Regions from separate parts of the Homo sapiens genome. Here region 2 is linked to region 1. Evidence: read pairs that join two places in POLR2A ChIA-PET (ENCODE). Cell type or tissue: HepG2. All regions are shown on one strand. Each heading gives the region's core, and the rest is flanking DNA. Links, peaks and the distances in the headings are about the cores only.

Region 1 (8,152 bases), core at 2,727-6,726:
CTGTCTCTACTAAAAATACAAAAAAATTAGCCAGGCATGGTGGTGGGTGCCTGTAATCTCAGCTATTTGGGAGGCTGAGGCAGAGAATTGCTTGAACCCAAGAGGCGGAGGTTGCAGTGAGCCAAGATTGCACCACTGTACTCCAGCCTGGGTGACAGAGCGAGACTGTGTCTCAAAAAAAAAACAAAAAATGTTCTCAAAGAAGGCAAGAGACTTATCCTAGTAAACACTAAAACCTATTGCAGATTCATTTGCAAACATCAGAATAGCAAGACCAATAAAACAAAGTCTAGAATCAAGCCCATGCTCATAGAGGAATATAGGATACAATAAAAGTGGGTCTTAAGCAAGGTTAGATAGCTGACTGCATAGAAAAATAATATAGATCCATACTTCACTTTATATTAAAACTTTTAGTAGATTAAAGGTTAAATATAAAAATGAAACTATAAAAGTAATTGAGGCTGGGCACAGTGGTTCATGCCTGTAATACCAGCACTTTGGGAAGCCAAGGTGATGGGGGGATTGCTTGAGCCCAGGAGTTTGAGAGTAGTCTGGGCAACATGATGCACCTCTCTCTCTACAAAAGGTACAAAAATTAGCTGGGTTTTGGGGCATGCACTTGCAGCCCCAGCTACTTGGGAGGCTGAGGTGGAAGGATTGCTTGGGCCCTGGAGGTCAAGGCTGCAGTAAACAGTGATGGCGCCACTGCACTCCAGCATGGGCACAGAGCGAGACCAGGTCTCAAAAAAAAAAAAAAAAAAAAAGTGATTGAAGAAAATAAATGTAAAACTTCAGTCAACACAACCTAACAAACTTGAAACGGCAAGGAAAATCTGGGGAAAATATTTGCAATATGTGATAAAGAGCTGTTATGAACCAATAAGAAAAGTATAAACACTCCAGTAGAAAAGAGGCATTTTACAAATATGGAAAAAATTGTTACAACTTAAGTATAATTGACCCTTGAACAGCGTGGGGCATGGACACTCCATTCCACACACCCCTACCCCCCACACACAGTTGAAAATACACATATAACTTTTGACTCCCTCAATACTTAACTAAGGTCACTGTTCACCGGAAGCCTTACTGATAACATAAACAGTTGATTAACACAAATTTTGAGTCAGGCACAGTGGCTCACACCTGTAATACCAGCACTTTGGGAGGCCAAAGTTGGGAGGATAACTTGAGCTCAGGAGTTCGAGACCAGCCTAAGCAACATAGTGAGACCTTATCTCTACTAAAAATAAAAAAATAAAATAAAAATTAGCTGGGAATGGTGGCACGTCCCAGCTATTAATACTTGGAGGGCTGAGGCAGGAGCATCAGTTGAGCCTGGGAGATTGAGGCTGCAGAGAATTATGATCACACCACTGCATTCCAGCCTGGGTGACAGAGCAAGAACTTGTCCCAAAAAAATAAAATACAATAAAATATATTTCTTTTTCTTTTTTTTTTTGAGATGGACTGGCACTCTGTCACCCAGGCTGGAGTGCAGTGGTTCTATCTCAGCTCACTACAATCTCCGCCTCCTGGGTTCAAGTGATTCTCCTGCCTCAATCCCCTGAGTAGCTGGGATTACAGGTGCCTGACACCACACCTAGCTAAATTTTTTGTATTTTTCTTTTTTTGAGATGGAGTCTGGCTCTGTCACCCAGGCTGGAGTGCAGTGGCGCGATCTCAGCTCACTGCAACCTCCGCCCCGCAGGTTTAAGCGATTCTCCTGCCTCAGCCTCCTGAGTAGCAGGGACTGCAGGTATGTAACACCATGCCTGGCTAATGTTTTTTTGTATTTTTGCTAGAGATGGGGTTTCACTGTGTTAACCAGGATGGTCTCGATCTCCTGATCTCGTGATCTGCCTACCTTGGCCTCCCAAAGTGCTGGGATTACAGGTGTGAGCCACCGTGACCGGCCTTTTTTTTTTTTTTTTTTTTTTTTTTTTTTGTATTTTTAGTAGAGATGGAGTTTCACCATGTTGGCCAGACTGGTTTTGAACTCCTGACCTCAAGTGATCCACCCACCCGGCCTCCCAAAGTGCTGGGATTACAGGCATAAGCCACACATATTTTCTATACGTATTATATACTGTAGACTTATAATAAAGTCAGCTAGAGAAAAGAAAATATTAAGAAAATCGTAAGGAGACTGGGCCTGGTGGCTCATTCCTGTAATTTCAGCACTTTGGGAGGCTGAGGCTGGCAGATCACCTAAGGTCAGGAGTTCGAGACCAGCCTGGCCAGCATGGCGAAACTCCGTCTCTACTAAAAATACAAAAATTAGCCAGGCGTGGTGGCTGGCGCCTATAATCCCAGCTCCTCGGGAGGCTGAGGCAGGAGAATTGCTTGAACCCTGGGGTGGGGGTGGTGGCGGGGCAGAGGTTGCAGTGAGCCATGCCACTTCACTCCAGCCTGGGCAAAAGAGCTAAACTCTGTCTCAAAAAAAAAAAAAAAGAAAATTGTAAGGAAGAGAAACTATATTTACTGTTTGTTGAGTGGAAGTGGATCATCTGGATCTTCATCCTCATCATCACATTGAGAAGGAGGAGGAGGGAGGGGGTTGGTCTTGCTGTCTTGGTTGGCAGAGGCAGAAGAAAGTCCGCACAGAAGTGGACCCCTGAAGTTCAAACCCATGTTGTTCAAGGGTCAACTGTGTAAGTAAAGTGCAAATTAGAAGCAGTTTTCTTTCTTTTTTTTTTTTAAACGGAGTGTCGGGAGTTTCGCTCTTGTCACCCAGGCTGGAGTGCAGTGGCGCGATCTCGGCTCACTGCAACCTCCACCTCTTGGGTTCAAGGGATTCTCCTGCCTCAGGCTCCTGAGTAGCTGGGATTACAGGTGAATGCCACCACACCTGGCTAATTTTTGTATTTTTAGTAGAAGTGGGGTTTTGTTATGTTGGCCAGGCTAGTCTTGAACTCCTGACCTCAGGTGATCTGTTCACCTTCGCCTCCCAAAGTTCTGGGTTATAGGCGTGAGCCACTGTGCCTGGCCAGGAGCAGTTTCTATCGGATTTCAAAAGATAAAACATAATTCTCAATATTATGGGCGGGGGGACAGGTAATTATATGCATAAGACTACATTGCTGGCCGGGCGCAGTGGCTCATGCCTGTAATCCCAGCACTTTGAGAGGCCGAGGTGGGCGGATCATGAGGTCAGGAGTTCGAGACCAGCCTAGCCAACATGGCAAAACCCCATCTCTACTAAAAATAACAAAAATTAGCCGCACACGGTGGTGAGTGCCTGTAATCCCAACTACTCAGGAGGCTGAGGCGGGAGAATTGCTTGAACCTGGGAGACAGAGATTGCAGTGAGCCGAGATCGTGCTGTTGTGCTGCAGCCTGGGTGACAAGAGCAAGACTCCATCTTGGGGAAGACTACATTGCTGATATATACTTGTAGTACTTTATAAAAAGTGATTTGTCATTAGGTATCAAAAGGGATAAAAATGTTTATAACCTTTGCCCCAGTGGAATAACCAATTTCACTAGTAAGATTATCCTCAGGAAATAATTAAATATTGTGGCAAGATCTAGCTACTAAGATGTTTATAGTAGTGAGATACTGGAAATAAGTATTCAACTGTTAGACATTAGTACATCTATATAATAGATTACCCTAGCCATAAAAATTATCTCTGTGAATGTTCAAAAAATTCTCCTGTATATTACGTGAAAACAAATGATAAAATGGAGAATATATAGTAGAATTTGTTTTTGTAAAAAATACATAGAAAAAGACTGGAAGAAGATTCATTAAGGTGTTAGATTCTGCCTTTTTAAATTGAGATATAATTCATATACTGGCCGGGCGCAGTGGCTCACGCCTGTAATCCCAGCACTTTGGGAGGCCGAGGCGGGCGGATCATGAGGTCAGGAGATCAACACCATCCTGGCTTACATGGTGAAACCCCATCTCTACTAAAAATACAAAAATTAGCCAGGCGTGGTGGCGGGTGCCTGTAATCCCAGCTACTTGGGAGGCTGAGGCAGGAGAATGGCGTGAACCCAGGAGGCGGAGCTTGCAGTGAGCCGAGATCACGCCACTGCACTCCAGCCTGGGCGACAGAGCTAGACTCCGTCTCAAAAAAAAAAAAAAAATTCATATACCATATGATTCACCCATTTAATCAATCTAAAGAATCCATTGCAAAGTCAGTACAATTTATTATATTCAGAGTCGTGTAACCATCACTTTACTCAATTTTAGAGCATTTTCCCTGTGCACATTAGAGTCACTTCTCATTCCAGCCTCCTAATGCAACCTCCCTAAGGCACTCCCAACTTTCTCCCCTTTCACTACTATTGCACCCATTCCTCTACTTTGTCTATAGATATGCTTATTCTGGACATTTTATGTAAATAGAATCATACAACATGTGGTCTTTAGTGCCTGGTTTCTTTTAACATAATGGTTTCAAGGCTCATTCATGTCACAATATATTATAAAATTTGAGTCATTCCTATATTTTATGTATTATGAGTTTCAGGGGTCTGTCCTGCAGACCCTGACCCAACAATGGATGAATAAAGTACACTGACACACAGATATTCTGCTTTGCCAGTTTGGCTGAGCATCCGGGCAGCTTATAGACTCCACGCAGAGTGCTGTAAACAGTTGGAGATGGAGACCATCCTGGCTAACACGGTGAAACCCCGTCTCTACTAAAAATACAAAAAAATTAGCCAGGCGTAGTGGCGGGCACCTGTAGTCCCAGGCTGAGGCAGGAGAATGGTGTGAACCGAGGAGGTGGAGCTTGCAGTGAGCCGAGATCGCGCCACTGCACTCCAGCCTGGGCGACTGAGCGAGACTCCGTCTCCAAAAAAAAAAAAAAAAAAAAGCGGCCTTGACCAGCTAGTGAGACTCACATTTATTCAGTAAATATTAATTGACAAAGGCTTGAGTCAACACCACTAGAGGGTAATTGACATCGTGGACTTCCCGAGTAGAAAGCAATTAAGCACCGGCGGGAAATCAAAGGTTAGCCTTAGGACCACAAGAGTAAACAAGCTATTTAGATAAACTCCCCACATTCCTTTTTTTTTTTTTTAAACTCCCCACATTCCTTTGTTTCTACTGTAATTTATTTAACTAAGGGGACAAGGCTGCCTTCAGCTAAGTTTATCACTGGAGCTTATGCAAACGCCCCAGGCCTTCCAAGAAGGTTTGCGTCTTATAATTTTCCCCACCATCCTGACTGAACTCCCCCAATGGTAATACATAAAGTTCGTGTACAAGTTTTTGTGTGGATGTGTTTTCAGATCTCTTTGATGCACACCTAGGAATGGTGGAATTGCTGGGTCATGTGGTATCTGACTGCTTAGCCTGTGGGGGAACTGCCAGATTGTTATACCACTTTACATTTCTACTAGCAGAGGATGAGTTTGTCAGTGTTTCCACGTGCTTGCAGTTATTTTCTGTTTTTTTGTTTTTTGTTTTTTTTTTTGAGGTGGAGTATTGCTCTGCCACCCAGGCTGGAGTGCAGTAGCACAATCTCGACTCACTGCAACCTCCACCTCCCAGGTTCAAGTGATTCTCCTGTCTCAGCCTCCCTAGTAGCGGGATTACAGGTGCATGCTACCCCTCCCGGCTAACTGTTATATTTTTTGTAGAGATGGGATTTCACCATGTTGGCCTGGCTGATCTTGAATTCCTGATCTCAAGTGATCCACCCGCCTCAGCCTCCCAAAGTGCTGGGATTACAGGCGTGAGCCACCGTGCCCGGCCCTAGTTAGATCCTTTGCCCATTTTTAAATTGGATTCTGTTTTTATTAATGAGTTGTAAGAGTTCTTTATATATTCTAGATAAAAGTTCTATATATATGATTTACAAATATTTTCTCCCATTTTGTTTCAGCAAACGCTCTAGGAAAACAAACAAATGTTTTCTCCCGTTCTATAGATTGACTTTTCATTTTCTTGATAGTATCTTTTGAAGCACAAAACTTAAAAAAAAAAAATTCCCCCAACTTTATCGAGGTATAACTTACAAAAATTGTATATATTTATGAGGTACAACATGTTTTTGTTTTTGTTTTTTTTTTGAGGCAGAATCTTGCTCTGTCACCCAGGCTGGAGTACAGTGGCATGATCTCAGCTCACTGCAGCCTCCTCCTCCTGGGTTCAGGCAATTCTGGTGCCTCAGCCTCCCGAGTAGCTGGGATTACAGGGGTATACCACCATGCCCAGCTAATTTTTTTGTATTTTTAATAGAGATGGGGTTTTACCATGTTGGCCCAGCTAATCTTGAACTCTGGGCCTCAAGCAATTCGCCTGCCTCCCGAAGTGCTGGGATTACAGGCGTGGGCCCTAGCACTCGGCCACGTGTTTTGATATATGTATACATTGTGAAATGATGGTCACACTCAAGCTAGTTAACATATCCATCACCTCACATAGTTATCTTTTTTTTGCATGTGTAATGAGAACATTTAAGATCTACTTTCCAACCAAATTTCAAGTATACAATAGAGTGTTATTAACTGTCAACACCAAGTTGTACATTAGATCCTCAGCACTCACTCATCCTGCCTAACGAAAACTTTGTACTCTTTAACCAACGTCTCCCTATTTCCCCCACCCTCCAGCCCCGGCAACCACTATGCTACTCTCTGCTTCTATGAGTTTGACTTTTTAATATTCCCCATATAAGTAAGATCATGCAGTATTTGTCTTTCTGTGTCTGGCTTATTTCACTTAGCGTAATGCTCTTCAGGTTCATCCACGTTGCCCTAAATGGCAGGATTTCCTTTTGTAAGGCTGAATAATATACCATTGTATATACCACATTTTCTTTATTCATCCGTTTAAGGACACTTAGTTGTTTCCATGTCTTTGCTATATAATTAATACACACACACACACACACATATACATATAATAGTGCTGTAATGAACATGGGAGTGCAGCTATCACTTTGAGATACTGCTTTCATTTCCTTTGGATATATGCCCAGAGGTAGAATTGCTGGATCATAACATGTTTTTAGTATTTTGAGGACCTTCCATATTGTTTTCCATGTTCGCTGTACCAATTTACATCCTCACCAATAGCGTACAAGGGTTGTCTTTCCTCCACATCCTCACCAACACTTGTTACCTTTTGTCTTTTTGATAATAGCCATCCCAACAGGTGTGAGGGGATGTCTTACTGTGGCTTTGATAAAGTTTTTAATTTTGATGTAGTCAATTTGTTTAGTTTTTCTTCTGTTGTGTGTGCTTTTGATGTCCTAAGATTTTGCTTCACCCCAGGTCCTGAAAATTTACTCCTATATTTTCTTTTAAAAGTTTTTTTAGTTTTAGCTCTTACATTTAGGTCTGTGATTCATTTTCAGTTAATTTTTACATATGGTTTGAGATGGAAATCCAGCTTTATTCTTTTGCATGTCAATATCCTGTTGTAGTCACGCCATTTGCTGAAAAGTCTGTTTTTTTGTCACTCTTGTCAAAAATCAATTGACTGTAGATATAAACATTTATCTCTAGATAGATAGATATATTCTTATGCCAGTACCATGCTGTGTTGAATCTTGTATATTTTGAAATTGGAAAGTGTGAATCCTCCAACTTTGTTACTTTTCAATATTATTTTGGCTATTGTGGGTCCCTTGAATTTCCTTTTTTTTTTTTTTTTTTTTTTTTTTTTGAGACAGGGTGTTGCTCTGCCGCCTAGGGCGGAGTACAGTGGCTTGATCAGAGCTCACTGCAGCCTCAACCTCCCAGGCTCAAGCGATCCTCCCATCTTAGCCTTCCAAGTAGCTGGGACTATAGGTGTGCACCACCATGCCTGGCTAATTTTTGTAGTGTTTTGTAGAGACAGGATTTCGCCATGTTGCCCAAGCTGGTCTTGGCTCAAGCGATTCTCCCAAGTCAGCCTCCCAAATTGTTGGGATTATAGGCATGAGCCACCAGGTCTGGCCATGAATTTTAGGATCAATCTATTTCTGCAAATAGATTGATGGGTTTTTTAATAGACTTTATTTTTTAGATCATTTTATGCTCATAACAAAACTGGGCAGAAAGTAGAGTTCCCATGTGGCCCCTATACCACATGTATGGAACTTCCCTCTGTTATTAATGTTCCCCACCAGAGCACATTTGTTATAATGAGCCTACACTGACATGTCGTTATCACCTAAAGACCATGGTTTAC
Region 2 (8,152 bases), core at 2,076-6,075, 400 kb after region 1:
GTCATCAGACAGCTTCTGTCCAGTTTGAAAGAAGCTGTGCCCCTCCTGTTCAGTTCCATATTCATTTTGAAGGGGAAATTGGTCTTCAACAAATTGTCATTTTCCCCATGAAATGTATGTTGTTTACATTTTATAATTGTATGAGCTTTTTTGTTTTAGAAACTAGTTTGTTTGCACCTATTTAAGTAACGTTATAATAAAAATAACTGGCCAGTCAAGGTGGCTCACGCCTATAATCCCAGTCCTTTGGGAGGCCAAGGCAGGCAGATAACTGGGGGTCAGGAGTTTGAGGCCAGTCTGGCCAACATGGTGAAACCCTGTCTGTACTAAAAATACAAAAATCAGCTGGGCATGGTGGCACCCACCTGTAATCCCAGCTCCTGGGGCGGCTGAGGCGAGAGAATCACTTGAGCCGCGGGGATGGGGGTGGGATGGAGGTTGCAGTGAGCTGAGATTGTGCCACTGCACTCCAGCCTGGGCAATAAAATGATACTCTATCTCAAAAAAAAAGTTAATTAAAAAATAAAAATAACTGGTCAATAGACTGAGTTCTGCAAGGGGGAAAAAGTAACTGGTCAACATTAAAGGTTCAAGGACACGTTTCTCTTTTAAAAGGAGGGTTTGTACATGACTCAGGCTTCATGAAGGATTTCTTTGCCATAGAGATTTTGCTTTACTTTCATGAATCCAAATCAGCTGGGTCCTTAAATTGGTTCTTTTTTTTTTTTTTTTTTTTTTTTAAACAACCAGAGGTTAAGGAAGGGAGGGGAATAAACATCCTTGTATTTTCCTGTTTGTGTTTAACATGAGTGCCTGGTTGGCTCAAGTACTATATTTTAATTTTTGTTTGTTTCCCTTCCCTCCCCTCCCCTCCCCTCCCTTCCTTCCTTCCTCTCTTTCTCTCTTTCTTTCTCTTCTTTTCTTCTTTCTTCTTCTTCTTTTTTTTTTTTTAAACAAACCCTTGTGTTGAGGGCTGACTTTCAATAGATCGCAGTGAGGGAGGTGCTCTGCTACATACAAATCCCCGACCCAGAATTCTGCAGGTCGTCTATGAATGGTTTAGAGCCAGGTTCCCCACGAACATGGGTGGCCCAACGGGCAAGGGGGCGACTGCCTTTCCCAGGACGAGGGGCTTTCTGCACCGGACCCCAGTCCTGGCGCTCGGCGGGGGAGGGACCGGCTCTCTGAGGCCATTGGAGGCCAACCGAGGCCCCACGGGCACTGCTGTATCCGTCTGCCTGGGTGGGATTCTGACTTAAAGGCGTTCAGTCATAATCCCACAGATGGTAGCTTCGCCCCATTGGCTCCTTATTGTGGCTCAAGTATTTTTAAATATGGGCAACCCTTCAGTGCAAGGAATCAAATTAGTACTGATTTGACAGCCATTTTAATTGAAGTTGATATTGACTGGTAAGGCTGAGATGAGAATGGAAAATAGGAATGACAGTGTCTTCAATTTCTTCTGGGTGTAATTTAGATCTGTGCAAAGTAACATGATGTATATTTTGACTGCATTATTACCACATGGTGGAAAGGTTAAAAAAATGTGTTGTGGACCAGGTGCGGTGGCTCACACCTGTAATCCCAGCACTTTGGGAGGCCGAGGCAGGTGGATCACCTGAGGTCGGGAGTTCGAGAGCAGCATGACCAACATGGAGAAACCCGTCTCTACTAAAAATACAAAATGAACTGGCGTGGTGGTACGTGCCTGTAATCGCAGCTACTCGGGAGGTTGAGGCAGGAGAATCGCTTGAACCGGGGAGGTGGAGGTGTCGGTGAGCCGAGATGGTACCATTGCACTCCAGCCAGGGCAACAAGAGCGAAACTCTGTCTCAAAAAAAAAAAATGTGTTGTGGATTCTCATAGTCATGTTTTCTTTTTCATGAAGGACATTTTGGAGTGCTTTGTAGGTGATGTTAAGATCCTCACCTAAAACTATATCATGTTTTTACCTTTAAAAGCTTAAAACACTTAAAGCTATTTAGTTTGAGAATATTGGCCACGTACCAGGGAGACAGGGGAGTTCGGTATGCCATCGGCCAATAGGACACAATTCTCCAGCAGCTTCTGCCTCCTGGACTCTTGTTACTTCCTGGAGGGGATTGACGTAGCTCCTGCCGCTGTGCTTGGTCTGGAGCTTGCAGTGGCAACTGAGCCCCTTGAGTTCTGCTCTCAGCGAGTATAGAGTCTGTGAAAATCGATGATACGAATTGGACTTACCCTGTCACACCCAACTAAACTGGAGTCGAGGGACCAGGGGAGAAGAAAAGCTGGGACACAGAGCGTCTGCCCCGGGATTATCTTGAAGGCCAGCTGCCAAAGTGACCTGCTGTAACTTTAAGACCAGTGTTAACTCCTTGCTGCTGAAATGAATTACTGTGACTCTAAGACTGGTTCAGTCAGAGCTTGCCAGCTCCCAAAAACTTCACTAGTACCAATGAGTTTTCAAAACAGTATGTCACCTTTCTTTCTTTTCTTTCTTTTTCTCCTCCTCTTCCCTCCTCTTTGGTTTTATACTTTAGCTATGAAGGCCATTTACCAGAGTCAAACTTGTTGTTAACAAGCAGAATTTTTAAGTTCATTCAGAGAGTCCCTCAGACTTTTCTGAGCCTGTTCACTTGCAGAGAGCAGACGCTGTCACCATGTTCTTCGTGTCATGCATTCACATGGATATTCAGTCTTCATATGCTGTCAAGTTTCTTTAAGATCAAAGGAGCGGCTCGCAGCGGGGCCACATAGATGATGACTTTTCTCTTTCTCATAAAACCCCCAGCCTTCCGTTTTTTCTTCGCACATACCGAAGAGCACCTGGTCTTTCTCTATGCCCCAAGTTGCAATTCTCTTTTCCCAAATGAAACTGTTTTAGGGATTCAGCTTTATATTTTTATTTGACCTTGACAAGCCCAGGGTGAAGATGATACTGCTTGGCCTGGAGAGGAGCCTGGGCTCCTGGGTGGCAGCCAGGGATCCTGCCACTGAACCGCAATTTGCAAAATACTTAAAGAACATATAACAGGTCTAAGAACAACATTTAGAGAGTGCTTGTGTGGCAATATCTTGTTTATTGCCCACACTTACTTTGTGGGTAGGCTCTTTCATCCCACTTTACAACTGAGGAAACAGGTTGAAATTGGTTACTAAGTGATTGCCCTGACCTGGCTGCCTCGCCTGCTGACAGCGGTGTGGGCTGACCCGGTACCGTGCCCCCGAGCAGGCAGAGCGCCTGTGCCCACCTGGAGGCCATCAGCCCACGGCGCTCAGGCACTTGGCTTTCATAATTCCCAACAGGGCCAGTTTGCAGTCTTTGCTTTAAAAGACCTCTCTGGGAGTCACTCTGAACCAATTCTGGTTTGAGGGAGGACTGCCCAATTTGGTCAATTAAACTCAATTTTTTGAAAAACCTCCCAATTTCCCCCCACCTCTTTTCCCTTTTGCTCTGTCTGGTGTGATCCGTCTCCCTGCTGGGCAGTAACCCTTTTTCCCAGCGCTCCCCCTTTGTTGGTGGCTTTCCTTCTGTTTGCTTGGACAGGAGGCCTTTGCTTCCAGGTTGTCCAGCTGGGATTCAAATCAAGGTCCATTGACACAAGAGCCCAGGCTCTAATTTGCTCTGCCATATGCCTCCCCGGTTTGTGTCTTAGTCCTAGAATGACAGTGCTGGAGGAGTGGAGGGAAAGGACACTTGGATAGCTGAGTTGCAGACATGATAATTGGGTGGGTGCGGGTGAGGGTGGTGGTGATGCGGAGTGGGAGGAAGTTGCTAGGAAAGCTGAGCTTAAAATAGCTGAAGGCCATAGATACTGGTACAGTGTGGAGTCTGGCAGATAATTGTGTGGCAGAGAAGGCTTTTGTCCTGAGAATAGTAGATGACCTCCCAGAACTGTGGGAACAACAGTCTCATGTTTACATTTATTCAGGCCACAATGGAGCTGAGCAATTCGCTTCCTGACATGAATTCTTTCTCTTCCAAGTAGATCGTGTTTCCTTATTCTGTGGAAAACGTTAATGCCATTAGAAGCCAGATTGAGGGCTACCTGTAACCGGAAACCTCTGCAGAGAACATCCTGTTACTCAGTACCCCTTTTTCTTCATTTATTTTATGAAAGTTCCCTTTCCACTTGACTGATATTTATCTTCAGGGCCATATTTTCTCCTTCTGTCAACCGAATATAGTATACGTAGCTAATCAATGAATTAGATAACTAAATCCATATATTTCCTCTTCTTCTGTGAACCCCGAATATCTGAGACAGGTCTTAGTTAATTTAGAAAGTTTATTTTGCCAGGATTGAGGACGTGCCTGTGACACAGCCTCAGGAGGTGCTGACAACATGTGCTCAAGGTGGTCAGGGCACAGCTTGGTTTTACTTATTGTAGGGAGACAGGAGACATCAGTCAGTATATGTAAGATGTACATTGGTGCTGTCCAGAAAGGCGGGACAACTCGAAGCAGGGAGGGGGTCTCCAGGTCGCAGGTGGGTGAGAGAGGCAGCCAGAAGCATTTTTCTCAGTGAGTAGAGGGGTGACTTTGAGTGGAATGGGAGGCAGATTTGCCTCCCAGTTTGACTTTTCCTTTTAGCTGAGTGATTTTGGGGCCCCAAGATTGATTTTCCTTTCACAATTTATATGATAAGGGGAGTGTTTTATTCCCAGTGCCTGAACTGAAGTATGATCATTTTTTTTGCCATTATCTTCCTTTGGCCTTTTCTTTTCTCTGTAGAAGGCAGGAGACCTAATATGCTCCTATTTATACCTAGTTCCTTTTTTTAGTCGGCTAATTATTTACTTAAAATAACTGGTTCCTAGCAAAGTCTCATGAGATTTACATCTTGTAATTTTAGGGTCATGAGTGAGATAATTATTTTAGTTTGGTGAACACATGGATTTTATTTGGTGCATTTCCAAAGTTTAGTAGAAAAGATAAATGTCAAATGAAAATGTTTAGTGTTTTAAACTGTTTGCATTCAGAAGGTCCCCCTCCTCATCTTGTGCATAGCTCAGCTGGTTCCTGGACTGTGGGCCTGACAGCGGCTTTACTTCATTGCCAATAGTGTCTTCCTCCTTGAGAGGTTCATGTGTTGCACAGAACAGTAGCCACACTTATTGAGTATTGTACTTATTCTTTGTTTTTGAGATGAGATCTTGCTATGTTGCCCAGGCTGCTGTCGAACTCCTGGGCTCAAGTGATCCTCCCACCTTGGCCTCTCAAATTGCTGGGATTACAGGCCTGAGCCATCATGCTTGGCCCCCTACTTATTCTGTGTCAGGGCCTGCCAAACATTTTATGTTTTCTTATTTAATCTTTCAACAATGCTGCAAGTTGAAGATGATGAAGAAATTGAAGCTTAATGAAATTAAATAGCCTCCCCAAGGACCACTTTTAATGGTGGAACTGGGATTTGAAGCCAGATCTGCCTCTTCTAAAGCCTGTGCTCTGAAATAGAATGGTAACTGGAGTGGGGCAGACCTGGGTTCATATCCTGGGTTCAAATTCTCTCAGCCTCTGTTTTCTCATTTTAAAATGGGAGAAACACTTATGTCATGGAAAGATGAGACCTATTAAGGGCCGGGTGCAGTGGCTTATGGCTGTAATCCCAGCACTTTGGGAGGCTGAGGCAGGTGGATCACTTGAGGTCAGGAGTTCAAGACCAGCCTTGCCAACATGGTAAACACCTGTCTCTACTAAAAATAAAAAATTAGCCAGGCTGGGTGGCGCACACCTGTAGTCCCAGCTACTTCAGAGGCTGAGGCAGGAGAATGGCTTGAACCTGGGAGGTGGAGGTTGCAGTGAGTGAAGATCGTGCCATTGCACTCCAGCCTGGGTGACAGAGCAAGACTCAGTCTCAAAAACAAAAAACAAGAAAAAAACAAAAATAAATAAAGATTGTACCTATTAAATGCAGTAATCTTTGGGAAGCTGATTAGGGTGCATGCGTACTAGGCTCTCCATATATACATGTTGGTTTGATCATCCCTCTGATGTGTTTCTCCCCAGATGAAAGCTCTTCATGGGTAGGACCCTTGTCTTGTGTTCATGTGTCCTCAGCCCTGTGCCTGTTGGAGAAGGGAGTGAATGTTGAATAAGTAATGTTAGAAATTTTTCTAGGTTCTTAAAAGAAGCTTGTTTGTCTTTCTGTTTTCTTTTCTTTTTCCTTTTTTTTTTTTTTTTTTTGAGACAGTTTCCCAGGCCAGAGGGCAGTGGTGTGATTACTGCAGTCTCCACCTCCCAATTCATTGTTGAAGCAATTCTCCTGCCTCAGCCACCTGAGTAGCTGGGATTACAAGCACGCAGTACTACACCCAGCTAATTTTTGTATTTTTAGCAGAGAAAGGGTTTTGCCATGTTGGCCAGGCTGGTCTCAAACTCTTGGCCTCAAGTGATCCACCCACCTTGGCCTCTCGAAATGCTAGAATTACAGACATGAGCCACTGCGCCTGGCCAGTTTTCTTATACCATGAGCACAATAGGTTTTTACCTTTGGCCAATGGGTTACTTGATTGCTTTTGTTTCTTTTTTTCATGTTTAATGGAGTTTATTTTTTAGAGCAATTACAGGTTTATAGAAAATTGAGCAGCTAGTACAGAGAATTACCATATACCTTCTCCTTCCACCTTACAAATTTCCCTATTATTAACATCTTGTGTGATACTGATGCAGGATTTTTTGCTTAGCTCAGCTAGGTCTGGGTTCTTGTCTCATGACCAGGAGGAAGTAGACACACGGACACTCAAAGAGTGAGCAAGGCGGGAAGTTTTATTGAGTGATGAAGCAGTTTTTAGTGGGGAGGGTACACAGGGTTACTCCCTCTACCCAAAGGCAAGAGAGTTCTTTGTGTTGGGAACAAGTAAGCGGTGCTGAAGAGAAAAACCAGTATTGAGACAAATTATTTCTCAGCAAGGCAATTTACTTCTGCAGAAAGGTGCTGCCTGTTACAACCGCAAGAGTACACCGAGCAAAGGAGGGAAGGGGTTTTTATCCCTAATGCAGTTCCTGTCCCTGTGTCCTTCCCCTGTTGGCTAGGGTTGGACCATACAATCTAAACTGATGCCAGTTGGCTAAGACTTAAACTTTTTCTAATAGGTAAATGCGTGATTTGTAAGAGAAGGAGGGGGTAGGAGTGGTCTGTCCATTACGGTACGGGGCATGTCGGGCCACAAGCGTGGGAGGGTTGTTCGGAGGCTAGAAACAAGGGAGTATAAGGAGGTTGGGCTTCTGAACAAAGAGCAAGAACGTTACACAGTTAAACCCTTTGAAGAGGAATTCATCATCTCTGGCAATTTCCCCCTTTGTCTTTTGATAATTCTTCCTCTTCACATTTTTTTAACATGATTTGGCTCTGCTGTTCTTCTCGATCACCTAGGAACAAGAGCCTATTTGAGTATAGAGGAGGAGAGGTAGGGGAGGTTTTGTGAGAGCTGTTTCTATAAGTCCTTGCATTAACCCATGGATACAGGGTATGATGCAGCATCCTACATATGAGTACACCTGTAACAATTGCAAGAGAGGTTAATATTGAAGTCATAATCCCTTTCCATTCACCAAACCACTTTTCCATGAGACTTGTGATGGGGTCATTTATTCTGGAATTTTTGGCTAACTTATCTGATATGGAGGTAAGGCCTTGTAAAGCCTTCATAATTGTTCCATTGGGAGCTGTGTTGTTAGGGCTGAAAGTACAGCATTGGACTCTGGTCTTGACACAGACTTTGCCTTTTTTTGCTAACATTATGTTAAGGGCTCTTCTATTTTCCCAGGGCATTTGGCTGGTGGGCCTAATTGTTCAGCTATCCCTTTAATGGCATCGTCTGCATAATTGACAAACCGCTGTTGATTATAGTAAATGTAATTTATCCAGTCTACATTTTTGTTTATAGTTGACCACCAGAACAGTGCAGATTTGAATCTGAATCCTGCAGCTATTTGGTTTCGGGGTTTAAATTTATCTGGTACCTCTTGTGGGACCCCAGTAGCAGCTACATAAATGTGAGGGTCAAAAGACCCGTGAGGAGCATCTTTTTTTTTTTTTTTTTTTTTTTTTTTTTTGTGATCCTCTGTCCTGTTATGTTGACGGAATGCCAGAGTGAAAGGGCCAGTTGGACTAGGGCTCACGTGCCGCTCCAGTTTCTCAGCAGAGTGCCTAATAGTTTACCGCAG

The links. Peaks named below come from ENCODE experiments on the same cell type or tissue, not always from the same donor. Only the 100,000 strongest peaks of a DNase experiment are listed, where the experiment ranks them.
Region 2: POLR2A ChIA-PET joins it to region 1 with 10 read pairs; 1 of 35 experiments calls an interaction of 5 or more read pairs at or near these places.

Annotation. Positions count from the first base shown.
Region 1 is chr17:76,757,836-76,765,987 of GRCh38, forward strand. All of the region lies in intron 8 of MFSD11 (major facilitator superfamily domain containing 11), which reads left to right. Among named protein-coding and RNA genes, the nearest start is that of MFSD11, 24 kb to the left of the region's middle. In HepG2, for the core only: no CTCF peak of the experiment used is centred there; a DNase peak (open chromatin) is centred at 4,966.
Region 2 is chr17:77,160,997-77,169,148 of GRCh38, forward strand. The region is part of intron 3 of SEC14L1 (SEC14 like lipid binding 1); the gene reads left to right. Among named protein-coding and RNA genes, the nearest start is that of SEC14L1, 24 kb to the left of the region's middle. RefSeq lists an enhancer at 2,359-2,860. In HepG2, for the core only: no CTCF peak of the experiment used is centred there; a DNase peak (open chromatin) is centred at 3,855.